2 separate regions of the Homo sapiens genome follow, and region 2 is linked to region 1. The links are chromatin loops, found by intact Hi-C in ENCODE. Cell type or tissue: PC-9. All regions are shown on one strand. Links, peaks and the distances in the headings refer to the core of each region. The heading gives the core; the rest is flanking DNA.

Region 1 (16,358 bases), core at 3,329-11,328:
CCTGAGCAGCCTGCTTTCTGCTAGCCGTAGTGTTTACAGGGCATCTCGGGCAGCTGCCAGGGCTGGAATCAACATTCTCCCTGAGCTTGCAAGGAACAAAGACTGCTACTAAAGATGCACTTGAAGGGAAAAGCATGACAAAATGTCCTGTGACTTCAGAGATGCCTTTTGCAGCATCGTACAGTCATGCTGTTCATTAAAAGAGTTAAACTTGGAAACTAGACTTTGATGCAATACGTTGTTTCCATTCTTGGAAATACGTTCACGAGGAGCTAATAAATAATCCATGAATGCTAATCTTTTTAAGTCATTTCAAAGGCATGAAGTCAGCCTAGATAATTGTAAATGCAACGGCTCAACCTCAACTCCATTAAAATGTAAAGGTGAGAACTGATTACAGACACTCAACTGCTTTTGATAGAAGTCTTAAATTCAAATGCCACATCATTTGTTTTTAGCAAATGGAGTAATTACAATAATATTTTCTTCATTTCTAAGGTCAGATCTCTTAAATCCTATATGCTTGTACCCGATTTAACTACAACCGGAATCATTTTCCTTGTGTTCATTAATTAAATGTGTATGTTGCTTAAAGGTAACATCCACTCTTATTTTCTCTGAAGGAGAAATAAATAAATATTCTAAGTTGTCTAGCAACGAGGTTAGAGGGGAGAGTTGTAACATTATTTCATTTCAGATATTATTAATAAAACTGAAATTAACCTTATTTCCCACTCTAGTAACTGTTCTTGCTGAGAAAAGGTAGTTTTGTTTAAAGCAAAGGTGTTTTCCTACTGCTGTAGCTTGTCAAATATACTGTGATTTAAATTTTAAAAAATTAAGAAATAATTCACTTGACGATAAAGTCAACGCCTTTTAATATTCTTGCAGCATCACCGCCCAAAGTAGATTTTGTAAATATTTACCTCTTGTGGGAATTGTGGTATATTGACCAATATATATTTTTCCAGGATTTTGGTAAATATCTGAGAAGTTTCTTATAGGAGAAAACTATATACAAGGTTTTATTGTTTCAAGTGCACCTGGATTCTAACTAAGACCCAAAAAAGGAACTGATCACTTCTTACTATAAATTAAAAGGTTTCCTTTGCCCCCTACCTCCTGGCTGTCAGGTAATTAAGCTCCGGATGTTGGTCACCATGCAGAAGTAAAGTGAGGATGCCGGAAGCAGTCAATCCATTTGTTTAGGACAGGCAAGTCTGGTTATAGCTGGACCCAGAACCCTCCAGATGCAGCAGTCTTCTGCGCTGTCAAAATATTTAACTTTCCTGCAAACATGCAGCTGTCAGTCTACTTGCAGGAATCTACCAAAACCAAAGGATTAAGTGTGATTCAACAAAGCAATGAACACTGGCCAGATATGAGCCATGGGCCCAACTTGTCCAGTCCCTGGGCAGGGTTCTAACCAGAGGTGCCAATCTAGGGAGCGCCTTCCAAAATATCTATCTGCAGAGGTTCTGATTCCCGGGTCCGACAGCACCCCGATGTCTGTCATCTGGTGATTCTGGTATGCCATCCTAGGGAAGAAGCACTCATGCTTTATTTTTCATCTGCTTATGTTTTAGAAAGAAAGCATAGGGGTGAGGGTAGGCTGGAGGATCAACCTGGAAACATTTAACACAGGCTAACAGAAGCTGGGGGAAGCAGCACTCTTCTGACACCCAGAGCGGGACTGCAGTGTCATGTGGGTCTGTGTTTCAGTCTTGCTCATCTTGGCTGGGTAGCCTTGGAGCCACAATTTATCTTCCCCAAGACTCAGCTTTTCTGTCTGTAAAACAGGATAGTAATACTACCTCCTTCATCAAACTATTATGAGAATTAAGGGAGCTAATGTGCATAAAACAAAGGCAATTAACGTAATGTTTAGCACATAGTAAGTGCGGTGACTATTTGTAGTTTTGTAGAATGTCTGCAAATGATCTACAGGGCTCAGAAGGCTTTAAAGATGTTCTCATCCAACTCCCTCTTGTGTATCAATTACATTCCATGGGAAACTTGAATTGGTTGGCTCAGAGCAGGGATTCTGGGAGACATGTTTAGAGCACAGGGAGAGGCTAGTTTGAAAGGAGGGTTTGAAGATAACCTTGATGAAGGATTTTGAATGTCATTGTGATCAGCAAGGGAGGCAATTAAGACAAACTTTCCTTAGTGGATGTTACATGCTCCAAGCGTCAGTTTAGGACCCAAACAGATGGCTAGGCATAGACCCTGTGGATAGGAGGGAAGATGGCAGAGGTGGGAGTAGTTCTGTCATTTTGTGGGAGGGGTGTGAAATATGTGGTCTTGGCCTGGTGAGGACGAAGAGAATAGAAGAGCTGGGAAGGAAGAGAACAGCTGAAATCTAAAGAATGCATGGATGGAGTGGAAGATGAGACAAAGGTGGGGCTGGGGGTCACTTCTCTGTTTTGAGTCTGAGCAGAATTATTTCTGTGTTTGTGTGCGCCCTGGTGGTGAAAATTTCTGCAAGGAGCTTTAGGGTCATGCTGTCTTGTTAGCTTAATAATGGTTTGATTGCACCCATCTGTGTTCCCTGGGGCAGGATCTTTATCACCTGCATGTAGACTTACATCGCTGTGAATTCTGTACACATAGGAGGGTAATAAAAAGCAACCGAGGCTTATTTAACACTCACTGTGTGTGTGCCAGGCATTGAGGTAACTTTTTAGCTTTCATAACAACCCTAAGAGGGAGATATTATTGTTATCCCCATTTCACAGGTGAGGGAACTAAGGCACTGAGAGGTCAAGTGGTTTTTGAAAGCTTTCCACTGAGTCAAGGGGGAAGTAGCATTTGAACCCAGGCAGCAGTGTGGCTGCAGAGTCCTGGCCCTTGATTCCTGGGAAGAAATGAACACAATTTACCCAGTCTATGAGACTAAACAGGGATCTTACTGGGATTCAAACCAAGTTAGACTCCAAAGCCCAGGCTCTTTCCTTTGTGGCACACCTGACCCATTAGCAATTCAAAAACCACATTCAACCAATAAGGCAAAGGGGAAATGGGGTAAAAGTTGTCTAACGGCTCAGAGAAGCAACTTGGCAGTACTATAGGGAAGTAACATTTAGCAGATTTTCTCTTCATAGAATATAAAACTTGTATGAAAAGAGGCGCTTTCAAAAATATTTTGAGATTTTTTTGCACACTAAGCTCACACTACATAGGAAAAGGTCCATCAGCATAAATATGAAGTTATTCTATTGTTAGAGGGTTGGTAGGTGGGAATGAGAGTGTTTTGAAGTATCAGTTGTATAAAGGGGATTTTTTCACATTTTCCCATACGTCCCTTCTGTATCGTTTGAGTCTTTTTAAATGATATTGTATTTGAGGATTATTTTTCTAATTTAAAAATAATTTTGAAAAATAGAGAAATAGAAACTTCAGGTACTTAGGCAGAAATAAGAAAGTCCTAGTGACCCAGTGATATAAACACATATTTACAGTTAGTGTTCTGAAAACAAGTAAATAATTCCAATGTAACTAAACTTTACACCTATGTGTGTGTGTGTGTGTGTGTGTGTGCATGCATGGATGTCTGGATGCACATGTGTGTGCATGCATGGATGTCTGGATGCACATGTGTGTGCATGCCTGTGTGTGCGCGGGCGTGTGTGTGCACAGGCACACGTAGACACCTCACAGGAAGGCAGGCTGAGGTTGGATGCAGCAGGCTACTTAATTATCCCTCATTTCATTGAAGGAGGAATCTCACAGAAGCATCATAGATTCCAGGAGGCAAATCTACAAAACTTGGTAGTTACAGAAGAAATGATCCAGTATCAAGATGAGGCATTGCACCTTCAACGAGTGAGAGGAAAAAGCCAAGAAAAAGCCAGCCAACAGTTAAGCACCTGCTGCCTGTTACTGCTTCTACTCAGTGCACCTCTCAGTTCCACACATTCAGTAATGGGGCCAGCCTCACAGGCCAAGGGATGGCGAAGATGTATTCTCACATCCGTTTGTAAGAAGGGAGCTAAGCAGAGTGACACAAATCTAGTTTGCCTGGAACGATCCCAGTTGACCCCTTCTGAAGTCAGTCCTCTCCTGTCCTTTCCATCCCTCCTCTGCACTCCCTCTACCGAGGATAAGACAACACCCCTCTGGTCCCAGAAACTTACCTCTCTCCATTGCCCTGTGCAAGGTAGATGAAGTCTTACGTGTAGCTCAAGCTTCAGGTGAAGTCCTGGATGACGCGGAGAGGAGAAACTGAGGTCACCGGGGACCTCATAACAATGCTGAAGAAGTTAAACTCCTAGAGTGGAATAAAGCTGGGTGTGTGGAGAACACATTCAACACTCCTTTGACACCAAAACACCATGCAAATAAGCAGTCATGAGCCTGGAGTCCGAGAAAAGAAAGGAACACACACACACGTGTACACAACTCACACACACGGAGGAACACATGCTTTTAGAATGATCAGGTGCTTAAAGAAAATAAAAGGAGAATGGACATTGCCCTGTTCTTTTCTGAGAGGCAGTCACTGGAGTGGGTAAGAACCCCAGCTCCGGATTCAGACGTGCCTGAGTCTGCAACCCAGCTCAGCCACTAACTACGTAAACCTGTTTTATTAACTGTACAATGGGAATAATAAAAGCACCAGGCTCAAAGCATTGTTGTGAAGTTTTAAAGATTAATGTGATGATGCAGATAAAGTAACCACAGTAATTATTCAATAAATGTTAGCTAGTGCTGCTATTATTGTGGATACATTATGACAACATCATGATAAAGGTACATTGTGACCTTAAAAGAATATTTTACTGGAGCATTGTACATGCTGCATAAATGTTAATTGTTATTATTATTACAATTTTTAGTTCAGCCAGTGTAGCAATTTATCACTACAATGGCAAGAAATTGCTACTCTGGTTCTTGACAGTGGGTTTGCCACCTTCTGCTGTCTTCCTGGTTTTCACTCCACATGGGAGTGAGGCGGCCGCTGAATGCCAGGGCTATGTCAAGTCTGGGATTCTTAGTGGACTTCTCCACAAACACGGTGCCTATTAGGGGAAAAAGTCTCTAGAATTCTCCTGGCCCAGCCTTGAACATCTTCCAGTAGGAACTGAGGAGAGCTTCCGATGCAAAATAAGAGGAAAAGAAGGCAGTGGGGTAATTTACCACTGAAAAGATTTCCCCATTAGACATTTTTACAGCATCAAACTTGGTGGGGGAGGGGGTTTCTCCTGGCACGATTCTGTTTGTTTCCTCCTTTTGTGGCACGAACAACAGCATTTCATATTGAAACATGAAGCCTCTAAAATTAGGATGGCGGCCAGAAATTTGTAATGGGTGCTTCACACCGTTCACACTCCTGCTTCACCCTCCTGGCTCCACTCAGCCGAGGGCAGCTCCACCCTGCAAGAAACTCGCAGCTCAATTTGGAGCAAGTTTTGCTTGCTGAGGGGAGGCTGCTGTCAATGGCACCGAATGCCAAGCAAGGAAGCAGACCTGATTCGTTTCTAGGCTTCATCACCAGCTGCTTCTCCCTCGGCCTCCTCAGCCCCCAGCTGCCTGGGTTCGAATCCCAGCTCTCTGCTCATCAGGTGTGTAACCCTGGGCGATGACTCCACCTCTGTGAGCTTCCACGTCTGCAGCTGTCAGGTGAGAATAACAATGGGACTTGCATCAGACAGTCATTGGGATTAAGTGAGATAAGGAATGGGAAGGCACTGAGTGTACATAGTAACCACTCCTAGGTGTCATCTCCTTCCTCCTTCCTCCTTCTTCTTCCTCCTCCCTCTTCCTCCTCATTTTTCTTCTTCTTTTTTTTGACAGAGCCTGGCTCTGTTGCCCAGGCTGGAGTGTAGTGGCATGATCTCAGCTCACTGCAACCTCCACCTCCCAGTTCAAGCGATTCTCCTGCCTCAGCCTCCCAAGTAGCTGGAATTACAGGCACATGCCACCACGCCCGGCTAACTTTTAGTATTTTTTGTAGAGACAGAGTTTTACCATGTTGGCTAGGCTGGTCTCCAACTCCTGTCATCCCAGGACTTTGGGAGGTCTGCCCACCTCAGCCTCCCAAAGTGCTGGGATTACAGGCATGAGCTGCCACTCCCGGCCTCTCTTCTTATTATTAAGCAGATTGGCATTTCCTGAGCACCTGCTTTGTGCCACACCTGATGCCAGGTGCTTCACTCATGTGGTCTTGATGAATCTTCACAACCTTGAAGGGCAGGCGTTGTCATCTGCACGTATGTGCAAGGGAGCTGAGTTCCAGAGCTAAAGCCGCTTGTCTCCAGACAATCCCAGAGGGTACAACTGGGATTCCACTTTAGGCTCTCTGATTTCAAAATCTTGCTCTCCCTACCACACCCCCAACGTGGAGGCCTCACAAATAATGCCTTTCCGTGGGGCTCAGGGTCTTCAGACTGTGGTCTTGGCTTGGCTGTGGGTCTTTTCCCAAGAGCACGCAGCACAGCCGAGTCTGCTCCAGGCTTCGTGGTTCCTGCTCAAGCCATTTGTGGGGCAGGATGTGAGGTGAGGGGCGCTCATGTTGCCAGCCTGGCTTATCTGCTTTGGGGCCTTCCTGGCTCAGCCTACAGGTTCGTGACTTGGCACAATTACAGTGACCACAATGAAGCCACTGGCTTTGCCCAGAAGCTACTCAGGCCAGGAGCCTGAGAGGAAACAGGATGGGAGCTGGTTTATATTTCAAGGGCTGGAGATGACGGGACCAGCCCCACCCCAGCTTCCCACCTGATTTTATCTTGTAAAAACAGCCCTTTCATTATTCTGTTGGACCTCCCATTATTTCAAGAACCAAAAACTGAAAGAAAATGATTTTTTTCTCTCTCATACCTGGCCTGCTCTCTATTGCAAATGGCAGTTCTAGGGACAGTTGTCCACCTGCTGTTTTTCACCTGTAGGGGTCAGCTGCTGGCTGGGCTACCTGGCAGCCATTCCCCCTTCTTGGTTCCCGTGTCTGGATTTTCCTCTAGAGCACCCTTTCCCCTCTCTTAACTCTTGGGCTTTGGGTGGGCACCCACCCCGGGGCTCAGGGGTGCAGCACGTGCTCAGCTCGAGCCCATCTGAGCATAGCGTTGCACTGACCACAGGACTGGTATCAGTTCATTGAGATGGAAGTCCACTGAGATGATATCCACTCTACTGAGACAAAAAGAACTCTTTTCTAGGACTTCTCAAAACTCATTTTGAATTGCTTACCATCAAGGGAAGAAATAAAGAAGCTTTTCGCTGTCTTTACATCCTTTCTGGCATACCCCTGAGTATCCCTGGAGGTAGGTGTCCCCTGTTTGAGAAGCATGGGCCTACAGGTAAATTCCAAACCCCTATCCACTCCATGGAAAGCTCTTTACAATTTGACATAGCCAATCTATTCAGCCCCATCTCTGGCCACAGAGTTTCTTGCCATTTCGGGAACAAGCCATGCTCTGCCATTCCCCTCGACTTTTGCACAAGCTGTTCCCCTTGCCTGGAATATCTTTCCCCTTCTATACCTAGAAAATTCTACCCATGCATCCAACTAGAACCACATCAACTGTCTCCTCCTTAGAAGGAGGAGAATAACGTTCCATAATTTTAGCTGCTCTCTCATTGGTTAGAACACTCACTTGACCTTGGCTTGTCTGATTCTCTCTTCCTCACTGGACTATAAGCATGTCCTAAGCACATCTGCATCCCCAGAAGCTAACACAGAGCCTGACTAAAGGTTTATTGGATATGTGGGTGAGTGGATGAAGGGACCATTGAGCTTCGACCAGCTCATGCAACTGCCACAGCATCCTGCCCCATCAGTAACAGTAAACAACATTTATCCTGGTTCCTACACAGTCATAGTTCTATTTATTAATTGCCAAATTCATAACAATTAATTTCATTGCTCATGCCTGTTAAACTCTCGAATGTTCAATAAGGACAGGTGGGCAGCTGTTCTTCCTCCGTAGTCTACCTGCTTTCTGACATCAGCCAGTGAAGGAGTCAATCCCAGTGGTATGGCAGAATTGGGCTAGATGCTCATCCACCCCATTTCCTGTCTTTCTTGGGCACACAGCTAGACTATATTTCCCAGACTCCCTGGCTGTCAGGTGTGGCCATGTGACAGAATTCCAACCAATGGAATATGGACAAAAGTGACAAACCATTTCCAAGTCTGGGCCATGAGAACTACCCATGTGAAAACTTCTGTGCTTTCCCCAACCCCAAGCTGGAAGCAAAGGGTTCCGAGGCTCCTAAGAGGAATGGAGATTCAAAATGGAGAGAGCCTGGGTCCCTGAGTCACCATGTGGAGAGCCACTGTCAAATATCCATGCTGGACTGAGTTGTAAATGAGAAATATTTTCTATCCTGAAACTCAGTGGTGTGTGGAGCTGGCTTATATTAGCTTGTGAGAGCCAGCTGTTAAATTCTGAGGAATTTTGCAAGTCCATTGTTAAACACAGTCATTATCAAAGTTAAATTGTATAAACTTATAATTAAATGGGTTACATTTTAAGATATAATGAATATTCAAAACTCATCCCATCCTAATCATTTTATATAGTTAACTATTACATATGGCTCTTGAGGTTTATTTTCATGGAAGTACGATGGAATGGGAGTGTTGCAAACATTTCTTCCCAACTCTGTATTCAATAATGTCATGTTGGTAGCTTGAAATCAGCCACAGTGTCAGTATTTACACCATGGAAATTGGCAGACATTATAAACCAGGCTTTTCCCCTCCATCCCCTGAAAAAAGGCCAAACATTTACCAGTACACCATTCTAAGGTTTACCTGGTATGGAGCAAATACTCCCCTAACATACTGACTTTCTGCTTTAGTAAAAGAGAGTATAACAGATGAAATGCACCTTGGCTAAATGCAACTCGACATAAAGGAAAAGCAGCCAGAGTGCCCACAGCAGCAGCCCAGAGCCCTGGCAGATGAAGAATCATGCTGGTGCTCAACATGCCCAGGCTGAATGTGATATTGCGTGCTTGAGATCCTTGCTAATTTTCAGAGCATGAGATTATTATGACAGAGGCACAGCAGTTGTCATTGCCTGCTTTCACATGTATTGGGTGACAAGTGTAAGTAAGAGAGAATGGAAATATAGATGCTGAGTTTTAAGCCCAGCTCTTGCCTCAGAAAACAAAAATGGAGACACGCTAAGTTCCTGCCCTAAATTCTTTTGGGGAAAGGAATTTTTCCATATTTTCACTCTCAGGAAAAGCATGCATTTTGGAACAAGTCTCTAGAGTGGACCTATGCATAGCTGAGAAGCTGAGAAGGTGGGAAGCCCGTGGCCAAGGCAGGTCCCGGCTGCAGGTGTGAGGATAGCAGGCTTTGGGCCAGAGCCTGATCAACGGTGCTTGGAATTAACCAGGCCTGCACATGGCAAAATGATCCAAATAATTATCCTTTGTGGAAGCCGTAATATTTCACTTAGAGGAAGGCCGTCAGATCCTTGGGCAGCTCGGCCCTCCTCCGCAGGATATAAACTGCTGAAGTAGACCCCAGAGTGCAGGGCCATTTACGAAGACACACGCAATTCACAGGACGTTTCAGTGCAGACACTGAATGAACTAATTCTGCTAATAGAGTATTTGATTTAATGGCACATTAAAGGGGAAAGGGGAATGCTGAACACATCCTTCAGCGCAGCAGCTGATGGGTTACTGTAGATATCATAAGCGAAGGAGCCAAATTCTCTCCTGCCTTCAGAACAAGCGACAGTCGCCAGAGCAGAGGCAGGTCATTTTGCAAGTCAATTTTAGTTCAGCAGCTTAGAGCAGAAATCATCGAGTTCATACAGCTCTTCTGCATAAAGTTTATAGAGACTGGTTGTTAAGACTCTGACCTACAAGTCTCTTTTCCTTTTTGTTTAAAAAAAAAAAAATGTTGCCAGATCATGCCAAAGTGGAATAAAATAGAAATCGGGTCACTTGATGGATCAGCACATTACTTTTCTGAGTTGTTTGTTTTCCGTCTTTTGCCTTTTGGTTCCTTCTACCATTTTTGACTGTTTCCAATGTCCCGGTCTCTGTGCTAAGCTCTTCACAAGAATGTATATGTATTTACATGTATTTCATTGTTTTACCAGGAAGAAGGTGCTATTCCCAGCCTATTTTACAGGCAAAGAATCTGAGGTATGGAGGGGCAGGAATGAGATTTAAACTCAGGTTTTTCTGCCTCTGGAAGCTGGCTTCTTAATTAACTCTACAAAGCATGATCCTTTCAGCCAGAAGATGGAAGGTAGGACAGATTGTGCCAAGTCCTGGAGAATCTACAAGAAGCCTACTGTAGCCATTGTGTACAATGCAAACCAGAGGAAAAAGTAGCCAGATGGGGTGAGAGGTGAGCTGAGCTCATCAAACACCACCACCTCCCAAAAAAGCCCAAGCCATGGGATACTGAGGCAGGAGGATTGCTTGAGCCCAGGAGTTCAAGGCTGCAGTGAGCTGTGGTCACACCACTCCAACCTGGGCGACAAAGCAAGATCCTGTCCCCGCAAAAAATGTTTTTTAAATCCCAAGCCAGAAGCGATTTGTTTAGAGAATCAAACAAATATGTGTGTGTGCATGTGTATCCCCAAAAACATATATTCAGAGCAAATCTTTTAATTTTTCGATTTCAAATTCAGTTCAGTTTTTTAAAAAGTGCTTGCCTTAAAACAACCCAATTGGAATTTTATAGAATTTTTTTTTCAATAAAATTTTACCATCTATCTTTTCTCCCCCAAAAGCCAAACCGTAATTGTAAACAGTGGCAAATATGAGTGATTTTCATTTGTTCAGTTTGTAACTGTCCATAGCCCCCTCCTATCTATTGTTTCACTCAGCTGCCAGGATGTTTTCTCTGAAACTGAAATCTGATCTTGGCAATCCCTTCAAAGAGTTTTCTCATAAAATAGGGGCTCACTTTTCCAGCATGACCCCCTAAAGCCTCCACCGTCCAGTCCAGCTCACCTCTCTCCCCATCTGCCCACTTTTCCCTCTAGCTTGCATTGCACACAATGGCTACAAGAGGCTCCTTGTAGATTCTCCAGGACTTTGTGCAATGCGCCTTCCCCATTCTTTGACTAGATAATTCAGAATCCCTGCTTCTTTTTTGAAATCAGTGCAGTGTCTGCCCCTCCAGTGAGTCATTGTGGATTCATTCTCCTTGCCCTATCTGGGTTGGAGGCTGCTTCTATCAGAAGCCTGAGCTTACTTCTATCACAGCCGTGTTCCATTTTGTCACCCTGGACCATGAGGACAGGGACAATGTTCTGTGCACCATGGTATCCTCAGTGCCTGGCACAGCGACTCAATGTTGACTGCGTGATAGAATCACCCAGAAAGTCTGACTTAGTCAGAGGTAGGTAGGGTTGAGAACCTCTGGCCTAATCCAGGCTTGCTGACCAACTGATTGAATGAATGAAAGAATGAATGAACACACTGAGGCACACAGCCTTGAGACCCTGGCCAGCCTCCACCACTCACTCTGCCCTGAAGTACTTAGAATTTGTTTAACAAGGCTTCTTGGTCATGCACTGGGTCAGGAGGCTGCAAATCCAGACCCAGAATGTTCATGAACTCCTTGTTGACTTTAAGACTGAAAGTGAACTTCCACTTGGCCCAATACACAAAACCGGAATGATGATTCCTACCACAAGGAGAAACTTGAAAAATGCTTTCTGCAATTGGATGGCAGATGCTGTGAAATTACCAGTTCTGACTCAAAATGATCTCCCTTTTCTCCCTGATCAGCTCAGAATCAAGATGTCTGCCAGCCAAGAATACCAGAAGCCTTGGTGGCAGGAAGGAGTGCTACCGCTGCCTGAGAACCACTGGTAACACCTTCCTGTGCTAAGGGCCCATCGTCCTAACACAGGCTGTGCCTCAGGCAGAAGCTTCCTCTTCCTTCCTATATGCCCCATCTCTGAGATCACAGTAGGAGAAACCTCACCATCACAGCCAAGACCGGAATGCCAGTCATGGATCCATCCAACCTCATCCTTCCATTGCTGAGAACTGTAAGCATGGAGAGAGAGACCGCTGGCTAAGCCTGCACTCCTTTGTCCTCATTCTGAGGGGAAAAAAAGCCAGAAGTCCTAGAGAGTTTAGCTTGCAGAGCCCAATCTCACACACTATAAAATAGTTGGAGATCTCTTACATTTGAAAAATCACAGCTGCATGCTCTGCCTTCCAGCACCAGGCAGGAGAAATGAGACAAACAAGCTTTGAAAATAAATCTGACTCTCTCGCGGCTCCGGATAGCCGACAAGTGTTCGTCCATCTGCCGCAAGCGTTCACACTGTGAATTCATTGATTTGATAATACTCTCGCATAATTGATTAAGGAGAGACTGGCTTCTTGACTTGCCTCCATGTTTTCTGTCTGATGTCTTCCCAGCATTGCTCTCTGCTTTACGCATGGCGAGGAAGGAGAAACCAATGATTTTTTCCAGCACTTTTCAATGGGATACATGCATGCTATTGGTTATCCCAAAACGGTGTATTTTTCAAGTTCTTGAATGGCAGCAACTGTTAGGTGTGTGCTTCTTTCCCCCAAAATATTTCTCCCAATCTTCACAATGCCGTCTTCATCCTCTCCACCCCACTGCCCCATTGTATTTATAGGAAGTGAAGAAAAACCAGAGGTCCATTGGCGCCTAGCAGTCACCATCGCCTGACACAGAGCGATGGTAACTGCAGAATTGTCATATGAGATATTAGCCCAGGGAATAACACTGATCCTTCTCCTATCAGCAACTGCAACAACCCATCCGCCTCTCTGCAATTGTGACATTCAGATGTCACCACCATTTCATTAAATGGAATCAAAACAGCTGTGAGGATTGCTGTTTTATTTTATAGCACAAAGTCATCATAACTTACGTCACAAAGCAGCTTGCAGCTAGCAAGCACGGCTGAAATGGAAAAGCTGATTGCAAAAGGATGAATACGAAAGAGGGACAAACTGCCAAACAAACTGCTGGTGGAGCTGGGTGATAGCTGCGAGCCCCTGGCTCGCTGAAAATAACCCAGGAGCACACGGTCATGCAGTCACTTGCAATTGCCTATTAATCAAAGATGTATCATAGGACAAGTTGAGTTTAGCATCCCATGAACATGCACCTAGATGCTAAGATTCAGTTCAGCCTAAGAGAGATCACTATCTGGCCACTTCTAGGTGCAGAAGCTAAGGCAGTGTAACACTTCCAGTTCCCTTTCTCCTATCTGCAATACAGCACCCAGCCCTGACTCAGTGAAAAAAACCCTCAAAACTTGATTTTTAAAACTCGGGAGGCAGAGCTGGGCGCGGTGGCTCACGCCTGTAATCCCAGAACTTTGGGAGGCCGAGGCGGGCACATCACGAGGTCAGGAGATCGAAACCTTCCTAACACGGTGAAACCCCGTCTCTACTAAAAATACAAAAAAATTAGCCGGGCATGGTGGCAGGCACCTGTAGTCCCAGCTACTCGGGAGGCTGAGGCAGGAGAATGGCATGAACCCGGGAGGCAGAGCGTGCAGTGAGCCAAGATCTCGCCACTGCATTCCAGCCTGGGCGACGGAGCGAGACTCCGCCTCAAAAAAAAAAAAAAACTTGGGAGGCATGCCGCTTCCTCAGCTGGACAGCATGATCAGAACCATGTGGCTAAAAGGTTAAGTCACTGACTTTCAAGTGAGGCAGAAGCTGGGACTGCATTCTGCCTGTGCTGACTATTGTCTGTGTCACTGGGAGAACCAGTAAACCTCTACTTCCCAGTTTACTCATCTGTAAAGTGGGCTTCATAGGGTAGTAGGCCTTACCAGTGCCCTGCCCTGCCCTTCAGCCTTACCGCTGCCAACTGCATTCTTTGCCTTAAGGCTTTTTCTGGGGGTCAGAGCCCATGGTGCCTGCTCACCTGGCAGGCTAGGTCCACTAGAGAATTAATGCTCCCAGGAGCAGCTCTCAACTAATGAGGATGGGAACGAATGTATAAATGCGCATGATCTATACATACCTCAGCTCCCTTTCTCCTTGCCCCTTAATTCTAAGACATAGGTTTTCTGCCAATTCCTAGATTTCCCACAGCAGGCTCAAGCTCCGGTTGGCCACAGTGGTAACGTGCTTAACAACAAACCCTGTGTTAGCTGCCTCCCCTCTTTGTCTCATTTCTCCACTCACCTTCTGGGAGTTCCTGAAATCTTCTCACCCCACATCATATTTATGTAATGTGGCCGATCAGTGCTACATTCTGACAAAGTGAGCCACTTGCTGTCTCCCAGGGTCACAACCCCACTCCTCCAAGGACAGCACAGAAAACTTCTTTATCACAAACTCCATTTTTTCTTGACTTCTAGTATATAACTGGGACTATTTCTAGGAAAAAAAGAATCTGTGAATAAATTTTTCTCTCTTATCCTTGTAGGGTCTTATAAGGATTCAGGCATTCAAAAAAATGAGCAACTACACACCAAGGGCTTAGATTTCCTTGGTAATGATACTACTTCAAAATTAGCAGTTATTAATGGGAAGGTTGAAGTCTGGAGCTTGTTAGCACATTTAGTTGGAAGAAAGGTGTTAATGAAAATAGTGTTTGCATTTATTTCTCATCAAGGCTAAATGAAACTGGGTAGAGGAGTCAGATCAAGTTCATCTTCTGGTGGAAAAACAATTCAGAGCACATACTTTCTTTAATCGAGAGACAGTCACGTAGGGATAGCAGCCAATATTGTCATTACTCCCCATCATTTTAACACCGGCTTTTGGGTCAGGGCACCTATGCAAAGGAGTATCTGTGGCCTGGCATCTTGGAGCCATTTACAGCTACACAATGCAGTCGTGGCACTTGGCAGAGGCTGCCATTTTCTAGACGGCAGTACCAGCATCAACTCCCTTGTGTGAAGCCGATTCTTCTCTGAGGGTCTATAATCTTTGGGAAGTCTGGTGATTCTGAAGTATGTCTCAGGGTGACACTTGTTTCCCTTTTCCCCTCTTTTCAATCAGTTCAAAGTCAGACCCGTTTCAATGCTGATGGGCCAGCACCATCCTTAGGGAGTACTCATGATCCCTTTTCTGTTCATTTAAGGGATTTAGGAATGCTTGGTAGACAGCCTCTTATTGGAACCAATGAGTCCTGTGTGAAGTTTAAGGGATGCTGACAAACCTGCTCTGGGCTGTCAGAGGATTTCTTCCTCTAGTGTCCTGGACAGTCCCATAACTTGTCCATGGAAAGGGCTGCTTCAGAAAATTGCATTCTTTATGGTGGCAATTCAGTTTCACATCTGAGTCCTTGACAGTAAAAGGTATTTAAATTTAAAAGCATATTTTGATATAAAGTCTATGGAAACCCCCCTCTCTCCCGGTTTGTTTGGATACTCTTACCAAACAGAGACCTTGGGGCTGGCTGCTTCATGCCTATTTCGTTTTCCCATTCAATCCATTTTCACTGAAAAGGAGACATAAGCAGTGAAGCCAATATAGTTTTATTGGATCCAATGCACTACCACTAAAACAAATATATGTACACTCAGGCCAATACACTTTTATTAAAACAAATAGAATTTAATTCAAACCAGCATTCAATACGTTTTCTCAAAGCAATGAAATTAAGCTGTACCAGTACTTCTGCTCAATATGTTTTCCCAATCAAATCCATTTGAACAAAGTGAAATATATTTATCATAGATAGCACATTTTTATTAAAAACAAATTCACTGAAACCAAGTTTCCCTTTGAACTGATAGATAGAAATTCTAACCAATTGCACAATTAGATCATAGAAACGGATGTATTTTTACTTTAGCAAAAAGCATTTCTGTTCAGGTCCACTTTAAAACACACTAATGAATAATAAAAGTTGCTCCAACAATGTCTTTAATGGAATATTCTGTCCAAGGTATGTCCTTTGAGGTTGAAGCACAGTCTAGAAATTTTTTTTTAATGTAGGGAAAAGAATAGTGCTGAAATAGAATTACAATAACTTCAGATACTTAATGACTAAATATTTATCCTACCTATGTGTACTTAAAAGTGATGTTGTTGGATGTGTACAAATGAATTAAAGACATGCTTGGGGGTGTCCTTTTTAGTTGCATTTGCTACTATACCACATTAGCCAGAAAAAACTTTCCTTGTCATTGATGAAAAACACTCTCTCTTCTTACCTGTCTGAGGTTAACTAGGGATTGCCATGCATAGAGAGAACTTAATGGTATGGGAGGTCATTTATTTGTGTGGCTCTTTGGAGGGAATTTCAATTTTGGTGCCTAGATTACAAACCATATTCAAGTCTTCTGAAGAACCATGGAAAAGGAGAACAACTTACAAATGCCACACACCTTTTGGGAGGCAACAAACTCCCTACGAGCAAGAGTATCCAAATAACGTCCCACCTCTCTGCAGGGCCACTAATGCTCCCGACACAG
Region 2 (16,358 bases), core at 4,050-12,049, 170 kb after region 1:
GTGTCTTTTTCTCTTATTACAGGAAAATACATAAAGTCTAAAATACACATATACCTTATAGCACCTTAAAAGACGTTTCCAACAGCAGAAGCACATAAACCATCTTCATAATTTACACATATATTGACTTTCTCCCCTCTAAAATCATTAACTCAGCTAAGTTTACACAGGTGAGAAAAAAAGCAAGAGCGGTAGTGCCTTTTTAAGCCACTTCATCTTGCTATTCTGTTTTTGTCTGGCAAATGCTGAATTTGCTGAAACTGCGAGTGCATAAGATTTTCAAGACTTGCACTGCAGCCCTCACAAGGTGTCAGTATGCACTGGGCATCAGTTGGATTTGACTACAGTGTAGAAATGTCCTTGATCTTCCTCTGGGCCACGTGATTTCAACCTGTATGGCCTTTTTCAAGGCTACCTCCTCAAATCCTGTAATCCCAAGTGTGGCATTCTCTCCTTCTTCCTGGGTACACGGCTGCCCAGCTAGAGACATGTCCCAGCCTTGCTTGTGTCTGGTGTGATCATGTAACTGAGTTCTCACCAAGTGATGTGGTGATGTGTACAACTTCCAGATCATCTTCTTAAAGATGTCTAAGATTTGCTTTTAAATAATGCAGCGAAGCGGTGGGGGACATATTTGGGGGATATAAATGATACAAGTTTGACCATACAAAGGTAACTGTTTAAGCTCAGTGATAGGCGCATGGGAATATCTTATACTGCATTATCCCTACATTTGTGTATGTTTGAAAATTTCTATTGAAAAATAAATTATGCTGCCGGGCACGGTGGCTCACGCCTATAATCCCAGCACTTTGGGAGGCTGAGGTGGGCTGATCACAAGGTCAGGAGATCGAGATCATCCTGGCTAACACGGTGAAACCTCGCCTCTACTGAAAATACAAAAAGCCGGGCATGGTGGCAGGTGCCTGTAGTCCCAGCTATTTGGGAGGCTGAGGCAGGAGAACAGCATGAACCCGGGAGGCAGAGGTTGCAGTCAGCCAAGGTGCGCCACTGCACTCCAGCCTGGGCAACAGAGTGAGACTCTGTCTCAAAAAAAAAAAGAAAAATAAATTATGCCAGGCATGATTGCTCACACCTGTAATCCCAGTGCTTTGAGAGGCTAAGATGGGAGGAAGAATGCTTGAGCCCAGGAGTTTGAGACCACCCTGGGAAACATAGCAAGACCCCCATCTCTACAACAGACAAAATTAGCTAGGCATGGTGGTGTGCACCTGTAGTCCCAGGTACTTGGGAAGCTAAGATGGGAGGATTGCTTGAGCCCAGGAGGTCAAGGCTGCAATGAGCCAATATTGCACCACTGCACTCCTAGGTGACAGAGTGAGACCTTGTCTAAAAAAAAAAAAATTAAAAGGTGCTTTCCCCAGTTATGTTCTCTCCTTTCCTATCCTGGTTAGAAAGAGGGCTGACTGGAGCAATCAGGGAAAGCACGTGTTGAGGATGGCAGAGCCACTCCTCCAGTCCAGGTCCCTGGGCGGCCCCCTGGAGCAGGGCTTGCTTACCTGCTTTGGAGAGTTACCTGAAAGAGAAATTGATTTCTCCCTCATTGGAGCCATTGCCATCTGGGGTGTCTTTGTTACAGCTACAGTGTTGTCCAGGTGACTCTAGCTCCTTATTTATTTCCATTTTATTTCAAACTGTCTCCTCTACTCTAACAGGCAGTAATAATCTTGCCTGGCTTCACCAAACCTTTACTTATTTCTGGCTCTCTTATAGGTCAGCACAATGTTAGAGCTCAAGAAATATTTACTATGTTTACATTTTTTGTTGTTTTGAAGTCAGGCTGAACCACCAACTACAGAAACAAGTAGACTCCACTAAGACAACTTTAATTAAACTGCTCACAATACAACTCACTGTCAAAACCTTTACACCAATTTCACATTTGAGTTTGGAGGTCATTATTTAACATAGCTATGTACAAACCTTTGATTCAGAAAAGAACCATAAATTAAAGCAAAACTTAGGTTGAAATGCTAATTCAACTAGAAAATAAAAGGTTCAGGAAAACTTAATATTTTTCAAAAAATATAAAATACAGTTCTGTTATAAACCCTGCAGGCTGACTCCAACCCACAGACACATTTTATCTTCCCCTCTCCAAATGCGGCACAGTTCTACACAGCATTTCAGGAGTTTTGAATGTCAACGTGCTTAGAGGGCACCACTGCGTCCTCCCTCCCTGGTGGCCTTGCACAAGGCCTCCTTACACATTTATCCTGAGGCCTGTGATCTGCCCATAGACTGGACTTAATGGGAGCGTGAGGCATGTGGACAAAATGGTTTTCTAAAAAGAGTGGTTAATCCTCGTCATGGATTACCAAAGAAGGTCATAGACCTTAGAAATATTCTTAGAAATAAGGTTGGTTTTCACACAGTGGCTTTGGGGTGAGGTCCCCTGAAGGTCAGGGGATAAACTTGGTAGGTAGATCAACAAAGAGGAAAACAAAAATTGGATGCAAGCTGGTGTTCATTACTACTAAACAAAATCAGGAGTTTCAGGAAAACCTTTTACAGGGTTAGACTGCAGGCTTGTCTCTGATCACCACTGTGACAGCCAGTGTGCCCACCTGCTCCCACCCTCCACTCTCCCTCCCCTCCTCCACTCCCCTACCTCTCCCTCCCCCTACCTCCACCCCCTCTGCCCCAATGCCCCCCACCCCAGACTCCTCAGGAGAATCCCATCTTTGTCAGACTAGTTCCTAAGCTATGGCTGCAAAAGTTGGAATTCGAGTGGGGAGGAGCCGAGAGGGCCAGGGACTGCCGTGTCAGATTTACTCTGAGAGCTACTGGGAGAACAGTGAGGAACAGATCTGGAGGGTTAAAGAAAAGGGGGAGAAAGACAAGAGCCAGTGTGGGCTGGGTCTGGAAAATCAGAAAGAGGCTAAAGTTGTCAGGAGTTTGAAAGAAGCTGAAGAGGAATGGGATAGAGAGAGATACGTTGTTATGTGCTGCATAGTAACATCTCAGTCAACAACAGACTGCATGTGCGACTGTTGTCCCATGAGTATCATGGAGCTGCCCTCTACAGGTGTACCATTTTTTATCTTTTATACAGTATTTTAAATGTACCTTTTCTATGTTTAGACCACATATATTCACCATTGTGTTACAACTGCCTGCAGCGTTCAGTACAGTAACATGCTATAGAGGTTTGTAGCCTAAGAGCACTAGGCTGTAGCCAGAGTGTTTAGTAGGCTATGCCGTCTAGGTTTGTGTAAGTAAATTCTGTGATGTTCACACAACAAAATTGCGTAACGACACATTTCTCAGAACATGTCCCCATTGTTAAGCAATGCATGACTGTATATGGTCCCCAACTTAGGGTGGTTTGACTCATGACTTTTTGACTTACAATGACATGATAGCAATATACATTCAGTAGAAATAGTACATCAAGTTCACATACAACCATGCTGTTTCTCACTTTCAGTATCGTATTCAATAAATTACATGAGGTATTCAACACAAGATTATAAAATAGACTTTGTGTTAGATGTTCTTGCCCAACTGTAGGCTAAAGTAAATGTTCTGAATATGTTTAAGGTAAGCTAAGCTAGGATGTTCAGTAGGTCAGATATATTGAATGCATTTTTGATTTACAATATTTTCAACTTACCATAGATGTATTGGAACATAGCCCTATCATAAGTCAAGGAGCATCTGGTAGGGTGAGAAGAGAGAGTGAAAGAAACAGAGGCTTTTAAGTTTGAGAGGCCAGGCAAGGTGGCTCACGCCTGTAATCCCAGCACGATTGCCTGAGCTCAGGAGTTTGAGACCAGCCTTGGCAACATGGCAAAACCCTGTCTCTGCCAAAAATATAAAAAAAATTAGCCAGATGTGGTGGTGTACACCGGCAGTCCCAGCCACTCGGGAGGCTGAGGTGGGAGGATGGCTTGAGACTGGGAGGTTGAGGCTGCAGTGAACCATGATTGTGCCACTGCCCTCCAGCCTGGGCAACAGAGCAAGACCCTGTCTCAAAAATAAATAAACAAACAAACAAACAAACTGAGTACCATACTCCCTGCCTTTCTGTAGAACCTGTTCTCTGAAGGGGAATCGTTCTCATTTAATGATATCCCATGTTCCTTGCACCCTGGCCTCAAGAACACCTAGTGTGAATGCAAGTGCCCCTTAATCATTTTCAGAAGGACTCCAAAGTACTATAGATTCAAGGGATCACTGTTCACCCTTTCTTTTTTGAATCAGTTTAGGAAAACTGTGCACAGTACCCCTACACAGAGATGCATACACACACACACACACACACACACACACACTCTTAGAGATTCACAGTGTATGTTTTTTCTTGAGGGTCTTGCTGTGTTGCCCAGACTGGAGTGCAGTGCCATGATCACGGCTCACTGCAGCCTTGACCTCCCAGGCTCGGGCGATCCTCCCACCTCATCCCTCCAAGTAGCTGGGAACTTAGGCATGTGCCACCACACCCGGCTAATTTTTGTATTTTTTTTTTCTGTAGAGATGGGTTTTTGCCACCTTGCCCAGGCTGGTCTCAAACTCCTAACCTCCAGCAATCCACCTGCCTCGGCCTCCCAGAGTGCTAGGATTATAGGTGTGAGCCACCGTGCTGACCTCACAGTGAATATTACCATATGAAAGTCACTGAGAAGTCCTGCAGAAAAATTAATATTAAACTTTATTTAGCCCAATGTGTCCAAAATGTAACTGGCCATGGAAACCTCCATCCTGTTTTTTTTTTAACTTATTAGCATTTAGTAAACTTATTAGCATTCCTCAGAACTAGCGCTGTAGGGAACACCTTTAGGACATTCTGTATCCAGTCTTTTTATTGTACTGATGAGGAAATTGACATCCAGAGAGGTTGGGAACTGCCTTTGGGTACGTGCCAGCCACAGAGCCAGAACCTGATTCACCAGACATCCTTCCAAATCAACACTCTCTCCGGTAAATCACACTTCAGTATGTCTATTCCATACCTCTAATATATAAACAGTACACACAGCACATGAGTTGATAGCCTTGTAACTGCCAACTTACAAATCACCCTTTAAAAAAATACAAAGAAATCACTAGGTGAGAGCTGAGATCATGTATACAAACTTGAAGTGTGTTTATATACACTATTAATCGCCCTTGTCATGGTTTATACTAGTTATCCAAGTCTTGCTGGTATCAATTGTTTATCCTCATTGCCTTCTCACTGAAATAATACTACCAATAACAAATACTAGCTCCCTCTTTGCTCTCAATGTGAAGGATAACATTAATATATTGATGCAAATTTCTAGCATTTATCTTTATGCATTCATTTAAATAGAGCCAAAACTAAAGAAATCACTTGTTAACAAGATAATCAAAAACAAATCTTTATACTGAGCACTTCATTGATAGATCAAATCCCATTATCACTAACTAAAAGGAAAATTCTTTACTTTGGAATTTGGTTGAATTTAAGACAATTTTCAAAAAAGAAAAATAAGAATGAAGAGGGGGGCATGGAAATCTTTGTTTTTGCAAGAGTTATAACTATTTGTCATATTAAAAAGTAAATTACGTTTGACTGTAAACTTGAAAAGGTAGGTAACATACAAATTTTTTTTAAAAAATCATATTTTGAGAGCAGTCAGTACCCAACTTTAAAGAGCATTTATGAATAATAACATATTAGGAAAGATCAATTGGGATTTCTGTCTAAAAAGTTAAATATTCAGTGCCTGTGATCTGTATTTGTTACCTAAGGCTTCTTTATCAGCAGAAGAAGGCAAATGATACCCTGCAAATGTTTCCAGCATGCAACTTTGCTTATCTCCCTGTATTAATGATCTGTATGGCAGCTGTTATATTAACCTTATCACATAGTACAGCAATAAGGGAAAACTATTGTGAAGGAAGAAAAAAAAACCATTTTGTTTAATCTCTGGGAGCTTTTTTGAACCTAGCAATTTTCTGATTGTCAAGGGTGGAAAAAAAATGAAAGTTAAACTTTTACTGAGTTTATTTACAATCTCAAAGAAGAAACTGGACATTTCCAAATGGGTGATTCAGTAAACATCATAAAATTTGAAGAGGACACAGATTAAATTATCAACTAAACGCTCATTATGTGAATTCTGGGTTTCATGGGGTCCACTAGGGAGCTCCCACCAGGAGTCAGGAAGTGGCTCCTGAGAAAGGCAGTCTCTCCTTCAGGGCTCTGAACCGCTCATTTATGAATATGACATTACCAAAAAAACTCCCATTTGCCCCTCGTAAGACTTCTACCTCTTTCTTCATACAGTCTCTATGTGCACACAGATGAAATTCAGAGGCTCTGTCTTTTAATCCCTCTTTAACTTGGATAATATCAAACCTGACCCTGACACCATTCTACCTTCTCTTCTCTCAAGGTGTTGAGAAATCACCTAACTCTATGATTGCAATTAATGTTTGGTTCAGCTACAAATGCTTGAGCTCAACCCACGTACTAGCAGAATGAACACAAGCCCCTTCCACTCCCCCAACTAGGTAATATGCTTTTTCCTTTTTTTTTTTCTTTCATTATCCCTTTAATACAGAGCAGGGCTACTGATTAGCAAGAGGCAGTTTGACTCCAGCAATAGGTCTTCTTCACTAAGCCTCACTGTCATGGAAATTCCAGCTGCTACAAGAATAAGAGGCTCAATCCATATTTGCCAGCTCTAATATGAAATCTGTCAGAGCCCAAATTAATGAGTTCCAAATTCCTTACATCACGATAACAGGTTAAGACTGGTCAATTAATTACATAAATCCTTCCCGATTCATTGTGCGTTTGCAGCCCAGATTGTGTCTTACATTACTCCATGACACAAGGCCTTTTGGCTCCTGTTGTTCCGCAGAAAGGCCCCATTTAAGTGGAGGCTGCCTGCCACGGCAAAATGTTAAATGTCACACGTTAAATTTGCACTTTTCTGTAATTTCTTTTGTTTAAAAAAAAATTAAACGAAAGCACAGGGCTCCCAGTACACCGCTATGCAGAGAGCTGGGATTGTACTGCACGGATCCCAGGGCAGGTCAGCACCTGTGTTTTACCTCTAAAACAGGTTTTAGAGCACATGCTCCCCAGTACCGGGTCCTCTATAAGCAGTGGAACCCAGAACGTGCATATTTGTGAAAATAAGCCAAGTTTCCCTAAGATCTAAGATTCTTGTCTTTATGAAAGGATTAAAATAGGATTCTCTACATAGCCGGCTTCTCTTGTCTACCAGTAAAAATATGGGGTATCTTAAACCGTGCTGATCTAATCATCTTTCAGAAGCGTGTGCATATTATATTTGCATAGGCCTTTGCCTTAAAAAAAAAACAAAGGTATTCCAGATGGCTTTGCTATTTGTATTTGTCACTGTAACACACCTACAGAGAGTGGTCTGATTGAGGACCTCATAATCATCCAGGCCAAATCTTTTCCTTTTTATAACATCACAATGTGCCTGGAATCACAGCTAGTTAAAACTCGACCTGGATGTGTGACCTCCAGATTCCTAGCGTGGTCCCTCCACCCCATTACATGTCTCTGGACTTGTATGCACGTAGCTGCTGGGTACCGAATGAGACCGGTTCTGGTTGTGTTTCCTGAACCATCTTATTGCAGGCTAGGGGTTCTGCGAATACACGAGCGACCAAATGATGCTCTTAAGTACAACCGACACCTACGTAGGGAACAGGTTCTTTCTACTTGGGAGCCCTAACACCACTCCACTACGCGGGCAGCTCGCCAGACCCAACCAAGGGCGCGTTCTGCAGTGGGCGGCTGCAGCCTCCGCACTGGCCCGGCAGCGCCCCCTTCTGTCCTCCGGCGGCCTGGCACCTGATGTGTCACAGGCCGCGCGCTTTTTCCGGGTACTAGAACACAGTCCCGCTTACAGGGCCTCAGCCTAAAGCGGGTGGAAAACTTGTATCACCCCCCTACACACACACACACACACACACACACACACACACACACACACACACAGCCCAGTCCTACCACCAGGCGCGACCGTCCCCTCCCTCTCCAGACGGAAGGGGCCAGGTTAACGCAGCCGCGCGCCCGCCGGGCAGGTTAGGTTCTCGGGGGCCTAGAAGGGAAAGGGGTTAACTAATGTGTGCGATGCGTGTGCAGATGACAAAATTTAGGGCACGTAGAGTTTGCCCGGCCCCACCGCGTCCGCTCGCGGGGACCCTCGGGGGCCGGGCCCCATGGGGCCGGGGCAGCACGGTGTAGCCCCTCCTCCGGCCGGGCGCGAGCGTCTGCAGAACAAAGCCTGGAGTCCAGCCCCGGCCCCGGCGCGGCCGCCCCTCAACCAACCCCCAGGCGGCAAGGCCCTCTCCACGCGCGCTCTCCAGCCTGGCGGGGCCCTGGAAGCCGGGACACGCGGAGGCCGGGAGGGTCATCGGCGTTTAAGGCAGCCTCCCACACCAAGTGCACCGCCCGGATCCCCTCTGCACGAGGGCTTTCTGCTTATTGCTCTTTTCCCCAGCAGCCAGAATCGTCACCGTAGCGCGGGAAGGGGCCTCGCGGGCCGTCTGCAGCAGGTGCGGCCGGGAGCCGCAGGCCCGCGCGGTAAATCGCTGTCTCTTTGCGGTCGTTGTTCCCATTCACCGCCCGCCGCCCCCCGCCCCACCACGGTTCTTTTTTTTCTTTCCGCCGCGCAGTTGCCATGGGTTACCAGGGCGGTTGCCATGGGTTACCGGACCGAGGCCGGCTGGCTCGCTACCTGCAGCCCAGTCGCCGCCGCCAGCGGAGCGGCCCGGGCGGGACGCGGCGGGAGCGCGCGTGTGCGGGACGCAGCGCGGGGGATGCGCGCGGGCCGCGGAGGCGCCGCAACCAACAGGCGGCCGAGGGTGCAGCCGCGGGAGCGCCACCGCCAGTGGGGTGGGGGGCAAAGCTATAAAGAAGGCCCAGAGGTAAGAAACTAGCAAAAACACAACCACAAGTTATGCCCGTGCTGTGCCTCTAGCAGCAAAGACAAGCGGTGTGGGGTTGGATGAATCTACACTTCTCGTCGGGGGAGAAAGGGTATTTTCCTCTTTAGCATAAGCCATTTACATAGTGTCTTTAGACCAGAGTTTAAATTCAGCAGGAAATTGTAGCTTAATGGTTTTTTTTCTCTTTTCCTCTATATCTTTTGAAAAGAAGTCTTTGGAATTTTGGAGAAAGAGAAAGGGTCATTAACTACCAGAGTTTGCGCAGCTAAAATAAATTAGTGTCCAATGCACTGCTCATGATCTAGAAAAGTTTGCAGTAGGAGTGAAGCGCAATTGTGTCTGCTAAAAAGGGACAATGGTGACTCGTTTGTAAGATGCATATGGCAAAGAATAGAACCAAAGTCCTTTGTATATATAGCAAATGTTAAAGAAATTGTTGCTTATTTACATCCTTCTGAAATTTTTGAACTCCACTCTATTAAAATTATTAATTTCTTATGACCTTTATTTGCAAAGAAAATTCTATGCTTTGAATGTCAAATTGCAGTAACTAATTTCAGACAGTATTTTGTATTTGAAAATGTGTTTATATATAATAAACTAAGAAAAGGTCTATATTCCAAACAAAAACACAAAATTGTACTGAAATTGTTTCCTTCATTGAAAAGATGTTGCCTTGTATTCACAGGATACCAGCTAAGTAATTTAAATATTAAGAGGAAGACTATTTAGAAACAGAATAAGCTTTGTTATTTTCGTTTAAAATGTTAAGGGGCCTCTAATGAAAAGGGGTTGTCTTTTATAGCTCAAATACTGAAAACCTTATTGGTATCACAGTAGCTCAATAATAATGAATCCTTAAGGCATCCAACAAATACAAACCAAATTCAAAACAACGTCCAGTTTACTGTTGGATATAACGGTTATTGTGGCCAGGCTAAATGAAGTTGTTTAACTTCTTAATTGTCATAAAAGAAACTTTGTTCTTTTACTTTATACTGCATATCACTTGTTTGTATTTAATTATTCAATAAAATGTGGACTAGGTTTGAAAAACTGGCAAGATACTTCATATCTTAAGGAATAGTATCTGCTTAAAAATAAATACTTGTTTGTCCCTAGTAATTTTTAAAACTTGAAATTTTAACTAGAATTAAGTAACTTTCTTCTAAGTGAGACTTTATAAGAAGCCGAAGTAACAGGTTGTTGACGTTCAGTGCTGTTGACACCTTTGGGTTATATATAAATCTAGTTCTACAACAAAACACGTAAGTTGGCTTTATAGGTGAATAGTTTACCCTTTAAGAATCAGCCAGGGAAAATGCAGTTTTGCTGTATTGTAATCATAAAGAATCCAGGATTAGAATTCTTTACATTTAAGTCACATTAAAAATAGTGTTAAATAAACATCTATTCAAGTTAGCTACATCAGTAATTATTTTCTTTTTCCTAAAGAAAGCTTTATAAAAAATATGCCAGAGAAAAATAAGAGACAAAGCAAGAAAACCACTGGGAACTGAAGTTCATCTAAATATCTCAGCTGCAAGAAATCAGTTTTAAGAAGCCAGTGTGTGGACATTGAAACAACTAAACCAAGGCTAAAAGCCTCAAATATGTACAACTATAGCTAATATTAAACCATGTTTTACCAAATTTCCTCATAAAAAATAAAAAACACTGAGTTTGGGTCTAAGGCAGAATATATTCTCTTGTATAAAATAAGTGATCCGGCAAAGTTGATTTTTTTTCACGTTTAATGTAAAAATGATCTCGTGACATTTACATACTAAGTATTAGGCATTACATAATATTAATTTTGATGGCTATGTTACATCATCTAAAAATAATATGACAATTGGTGGCATAGTATGTGTTTTTCAAAACTGCTGTAAAACAGAAATAGTGTGAACTCAAATACATATTGCTGAAGGGATGAGGATCGCTCTTAAATGCCTGGATGGCATGAACTTTACATATTAGCATGGTAAGAAATTACTAAATCTTTTCTTTTCCTGTATTAAAATAATGAGGATCTAAGACACATTAAATCAAAATATTTACAAAAATTTAATAATGTTTTAGACCAAAGAAAAAAAGGACAAATTAAAGAAATCATTCTTATTCTAAATTTAATTTTTTTAATGTTAGTTCTCAGTTTTCTTAGCTTTTTTTTCTGTTGGTTCTTTGAAACAAGCATTGTAAAGACTTTTTAATAATACAATAGCTTTTAAACTCTTAGTGAAAATGAAAAGGTTGCTTTTTGTAGTAGCCTCTGCCACTCTTCAATTAGGCTGGGTAACAAAGCAACAAGTTATCCTAGTTATCTGAAAATATCTTCCTGTTAGTTTCACAGAAATATTTTGTACCATTCAACATGGATGAAACTTGGGTAATTATCTCAAGAAAATGTTGCCTCATCTGAAATCTGAACTTCAAAATAGTTTATCTAAGATATCTTTGGGACACTAAAAAAAAAGACATTTTATGAAAATTATACCAATCTTCAAGTAGATGCTTTAAAAGGGGCTTTTTAAAAATGAATAATTATTTCTGAAATTAGCAAGTCGACATCCTTTTCTAAATTATGGGAATATTTATTGGTAAAATTAAATTTATTAATCTTTATAAAATCCTTCCTCTGATTTAAGTAATAAGTAACCACCACTGATACTGAAAGTTATCTAGTGATAAGAAATTGCACATTTAGTCAAAAAATAAATCATTAACCTGATTATACAATGATAATGAAAACAAATTATTTGTCTCCAGAAACCATTTGTTGAAGCTGATTTTGGATAATGAAAATGTATTTCTGAATCTATATATTACAGTTATAAGTAATATTACTAGCACTATCTATGTTTTTTCTAAGATGTAAACATTATTTTAATATGTCTCTATTCATAAGATACATTTCCATCTAAGCGTGAAACAGAATACTGGAAAGGTTAAATACTCTTAAAATATTTCAGTCTAACACCCAAAAGCATAGTGTTTTGCCAGTGCAGGGGAGGTATCCACAAAATATCAGGCACATATCTGAGAGAGGCAGTCTGGTCTACACTGTTACTCTTCATAGGGTTTAACAACATATACACCGTGTTTATGGTAACACTGCCCCACTGATACAAGAAGGAATGCTCTATCTTGATTTTAAATGCTACTTAGTTACCTATCTTTTTAAATTCAATAAAACCAACTCGGTTTTTTAAAACATGTAAGTCATTTCATTGGAGGGCAAGATCTTGTTTACCAATAATGTCTGCCTGTAAAGGATAGTATTGTATTCACAGGATTTTTAGCTTTACACAGAAGCTTACCTAAAATAAGACAACATAAAAATACCACTAATAAACAACCCAACATCTTTAAGAATTTAAATACCTAACATCATGACAGTGAGCTTTAGGTAAGAATGTATTATTATGAAGCTTTCTTCTCTATGACTGGACATAATTTGCTATTCCTAAGATAGTAACATTAGAATTATTTTTCAGGATTCCTGCGGAGCTGTATTTACTTTACATCCATGTGAACTGCTGTCATCACTACTGTGTCCAAGCCCAGAGGATGAACTGGAAAAGAAGAGAGGGGGAAAATAATAAAAAGAGGAAATTGGTTTTCACAACACACTCAAAGCCTGAGTAACAGAGGAGAACTTTAATTATCTCCAGTCACAAAGAGAGACAGGAAATTTGGACTTTTAATTAGCCATTTGGAGTGCAGTTGGGTATTTTTTTAGCTAGATAATTTAAACGCGAATAATTCAAGTCTGACTAAATGAAAGTCACATAATCAGAATGCAAATAATTGAATTTCTACTGCATTCATTAATTCAGTGTGGAGGTGTGTGTGAAGACTACTATGATGAGCTGTCACAGCTCAATAAAATCTCAGTCAATTAATTTTTTCATTATCTTAGTATTATATCAACAAAAAAGTGAAGTGTGTATATATATCTATACACGTGCATATGTGCATACTATGTATTATATAAATACATATACATTAAATCAAAATGCAAGGAAATACCTTTCTGAATCATAATCTATATCATTTTCTTTTTTTCCTTCTTCATCTTCTTCAGGGAAACGTCTATTCATTAAGGCAAACTTGTGAATTGCTTCTTCCACAGAGTACTTAGTCTGCCCAGAAACACACGCCTCAATGTCTTCTGAATTCAGATGGCTCTGTAAGAAGAGGTGAAGGCTGCTATCTGAAAGCAAAAGTGCATTCTGTAGGACTCTATATTAAAAAAAAAAGGAAAAATAATTGGTGAACAGGATGGTCAGTGATAGGGTAGAAGAAAGAAAAACATTAGAAAAGTACCACTGAAGGTAATTTCTCTACTGTGGTAAACTTTGTATCAATTATGGGCTCTGCCCATTAAGGGGAGGAAAGCATATGTTAACTTTTATTCAATTATTTGGAAATTTAGGTGGGTAAAAACATGAAGCTAATAGTTAAGAACATCTGTTAAAAGAATAACTTCAAGGACATTTCTTCAATTTACCCATCTCTTATTACCATGTGGATTAATTATGGAAATATTTTGCTTATATAGTCATAGAAAGTTATTCTACTTTAAAAAATTTACTGCCAACAGCATGTCAATTCAGTGATCTTTATGGGATAGGCTGTCATGAAACATCAAAACTTTCAACTACTATTAAAAATTATATGAAGAAAATACAATTCTCAGCATATTTTACATTTTAAAACTTTACAGTTATATACTTAAGGGCATGTTTACGACAGCTCATGAGAGAGATGGCTTTTTTTAATACTTAAGGTTAACTGTAAATTTCTCCAAAATCTTTAGGAGCACTGAATCTCTGTGTTGTCAAAATGAGCAACCAAATAAAATTGATCCCAGCCAACTTTACCATATATATAATTAAAATATGATAATTTTGTGATGAATACATACTGCTCTTCCCACATTTAAGATCAAAGTTTACAAAGACAGAACAGATTTCAACCAGGGCATCAGAACTACATGGAAGATTAAAAACTATCCTGTAGCAAAATCTACAGATGCTCAAATTCATATTAGTGAATGTGTTTTCTCTGAAATGCACATCTTAGAATATGAAATCAAATCAAAGTATACCTTTATATTTAAATAAAAACTGGTTTATCTTTTAGCAAAGATGTTGACATATGATCATTTAGTCTCTACTGATAGTTCAATAATTATGTAAGAGGAGACACTAAGACCAGATACAGGGGACAAAACTAACACACTAAAACCCAAGTAGAATTTTGTCCAACATAAGATTTTTCCGATATAACGATCTGTGAAAAATAGATCATGTATTTCAGACCAAATGAACCTTACCTTATATTCTGCTTGTTTAAACAAGTAATAAGGAAAGTAAATCTCTTTTGGCCATTAATATCAATTTAGTGAAAATCCAAGGTCATTATAATACCAAATCCTTTTCTACAAAATAAAACAATTATTTCTTAACAAAGGCAAAAATGCCTAAAAATGCACAGTATTAAAACCAAAATCTAGCTGTCCCCTTTGCTTCAGCAGGTTTACAGTTTGAGAAAATATTCTTTACTGGTCTATTAGAAGGAAAAGTAAAACCTTTGTGCTTTTTAAAAGGCAAAACCTCAAGCAAAGCAGCTAAATCCTTCTTTTTCCCTCTGTGTCCTCCGCCCTGGGTCCTCCCAAAAGATGACCATGTCACATGATAATGATTAATTTACCAAGTACAAGTAGCTAAGTAGTAAATCCCTCTTACTACTCTTTGAGATTTATTTTCTACATTTACAAATATTCACCATTCTTGTTTTTAAATACTTCAGATTAAGAGAAGAGTTATAGAGCAACAATCCATTAATACGAACTTGGATCGTGAAGTCTGTGAAGTCTGAGCAGAGTGTTTCCTGTGGCCTCTGTCAGCGGTTTCCTGCCTGCCATAAGTACAAGGAACTGTTCATGGGATTGTACTCGTGGCTTTGTTTCTGTTGGAAATGTGTTTTATTTTCTTTATAAAATAATGGGTAATCTTTAAAATTGATTTTAGATGGTTTGAGGCATTACACCACAACAGTAATGAGCACTAATGCCAATGATATTGGACACAAATTCATTTTAGCTTTATTTCATGTCTGAAGCAATTCTACTGAGCCTTGAACTGCTCACGTGTTGTTATTAACTTGCTAGTAACTTAACACATGGGTACAGCAAACAAAAGTGATCAGAGTCCAGGTTGATCGGGACCTCAAGGCTACTGTCCTTTTTCTTGAGCTATAATTCAATTTCCAATTTTACTGTACATTAGACTCATTATTTCCCAGCGTTTTCTTTTTCTGCTCAATACTGCCATCTGGAGGACACACAGATGAAAAGAGAAGGAGCCAGGCTCACCCAGCTCACAATTCCAAAGAGCCAGAAAGATGTGGCTGGGGAGGGGACATCTGAACACTCCCCCAGGCCTAGAGTTCAAACCAGTGAGTCGGCTAGGTACAGTTTTGGTTTTTGGAATCTCCTCTGTTTCTCTGGCTAAATTCATGCCACCATACTCCATGAGTTTTAAATAAGCAAAAATAATTTTTAAATGTATTTATATGCTTATTTTAGTCAGATAGTTCATTCTGAAATTTAAAATGAAAATTTTTGAGAGTGTTTTCCCATCTGGTTAGGTGAGCATAATTAATTTATTTTGAGTACTATTTGGCTTACTATCAGAGAGGGCTGTGACTGCCACCATCATAATATTAAATACTATTTTTTCCTTAGTCATGTTTGTGCCATATTTTCCACAAACAAATCTAATAGCCCAAAATCAATTTCAAACCTAATATAAAGAGTACTTTGTAAAACAGTCAATAAAATGTCATTTGTAGAAACCTCCATTTAAAAAGTATATGATTTTCAAACCTTTATAAAAGGAATAAAAAATAGCCTCTAGGATTTTAAAAGAATTTCTAGAAAGATATTTATAGTGCAAATCAGAAGTTATTCCTTTCCCCATAACAGTTTTAGACTAAACAAAGCAAAATCTGTTTTTTTTCCCTAAACTGGACACAGTTGAAAAGCACAGTTTTCCTCAACATGATTTTATTAGATGTATTATATGCTGGTTTAGCTGAGAATATATAGCTATGCAAAATCATTTCATCCTAACTAAGGATGTCCTGGGTCTGCTGAACCCAATACAATGATATATATACATAACTGCATAGTACATGGAAGGTTAGCAGTTTGATGTAGAAAAAAAAAATTAACTCAGCCTGTTTAGCTCTTACTATAAGAAAAAATAAAACCTACAAATCTTCATTGAAGACATTCATGATCTATGCTGTGGTGCCCTCTATTGAACACAAAGACATAAAAATCGTGTGTGTGTAAAACTAGCTGTCATGGTTCAACACTAGCCTTTTGTAAAAAATCTTTAATATTCCTTAATATTTGAAGA

Evidence for each region. Hi-C counts contacts between places; a loop is a spot of excess contacts. Peaks named below come from ENCODE experiments on the same cell type or tissue, not always from the same donor. Only the 100,000 strongest peaks of a DNase experiment are listed, where the experiment ranks them.
Region 2: it touches region 1 in a loop (7-fold over the local background); 3 of 110 quality-filtered maps call a loop at or near these places.

Annotation. Positions count from the first base shown.
Region 1 is chr7:26,539,989-26,556,346 of GRCh38, reverse strand. It overlaps LINC03095 (long intergenic non-protein coding RNA 3095), which reads right to left and starts at 4,508. Exons shown (of 3, transcript NR_184281.1): 1 at 4,137-4,508; 2 at 1,120-1,538. It overlaps LOC124901605 (a long non-coding RNA gene), which reads left to right and starts at 5,354. Exons shown (of 2, transcript XR_007060263.1): 1 at 5,354-5,622; 2 at 11,713-12,792. It overlaps LINC02981 (long intergenic non-protein coding RNA 2981), which reads right to left. Exons shown (of 5, transcript NR_148502.1): 5 at 15,397-16,358. RefSeq lists an enhancer at 5,329-6,528. In PC-9, for the core only: CTCF peaks have their summits at 6,716 and 6,915 (motif pointing right); DNase peaks (open chromatin) are centred at 5,666, 6,146 and 6,596; H3K4me3 peaks cover 327 bases; H3K27ac peaks cover 2,641 bases.
Region 2 is chr7:26,368,633-26,384,990 of GRCh38, reverse strand. It overlaps SNX10 (sorting nexin 10), which reads right to left. Exons shown (of 7, transcript NM_013322.3): 6 at 12,958-13,170; 7 at 10,608-12,500. The coding sequence ends at 12,419. It overlaps SNX10-AS1 (SNX10 antisense RNA 1), which reads left to right. Exons shown (of 2, transcript NR_136272.1): 2 at 12,423-12,972. Among named protein-coding and RNA genes, the nearest start is that of LINC02981, 22 kb to the left of the region's middle. RefSeq lists a silencer at 8,102-8,311. In PC-9, for the core only: CTCF peaks have their summits at 7,589 and 7,795 (motif pointing left); DNase peaks (open chromatin) are centred at 7,850 and 8,460; H3K4me3 peaks cover 2,381 bases.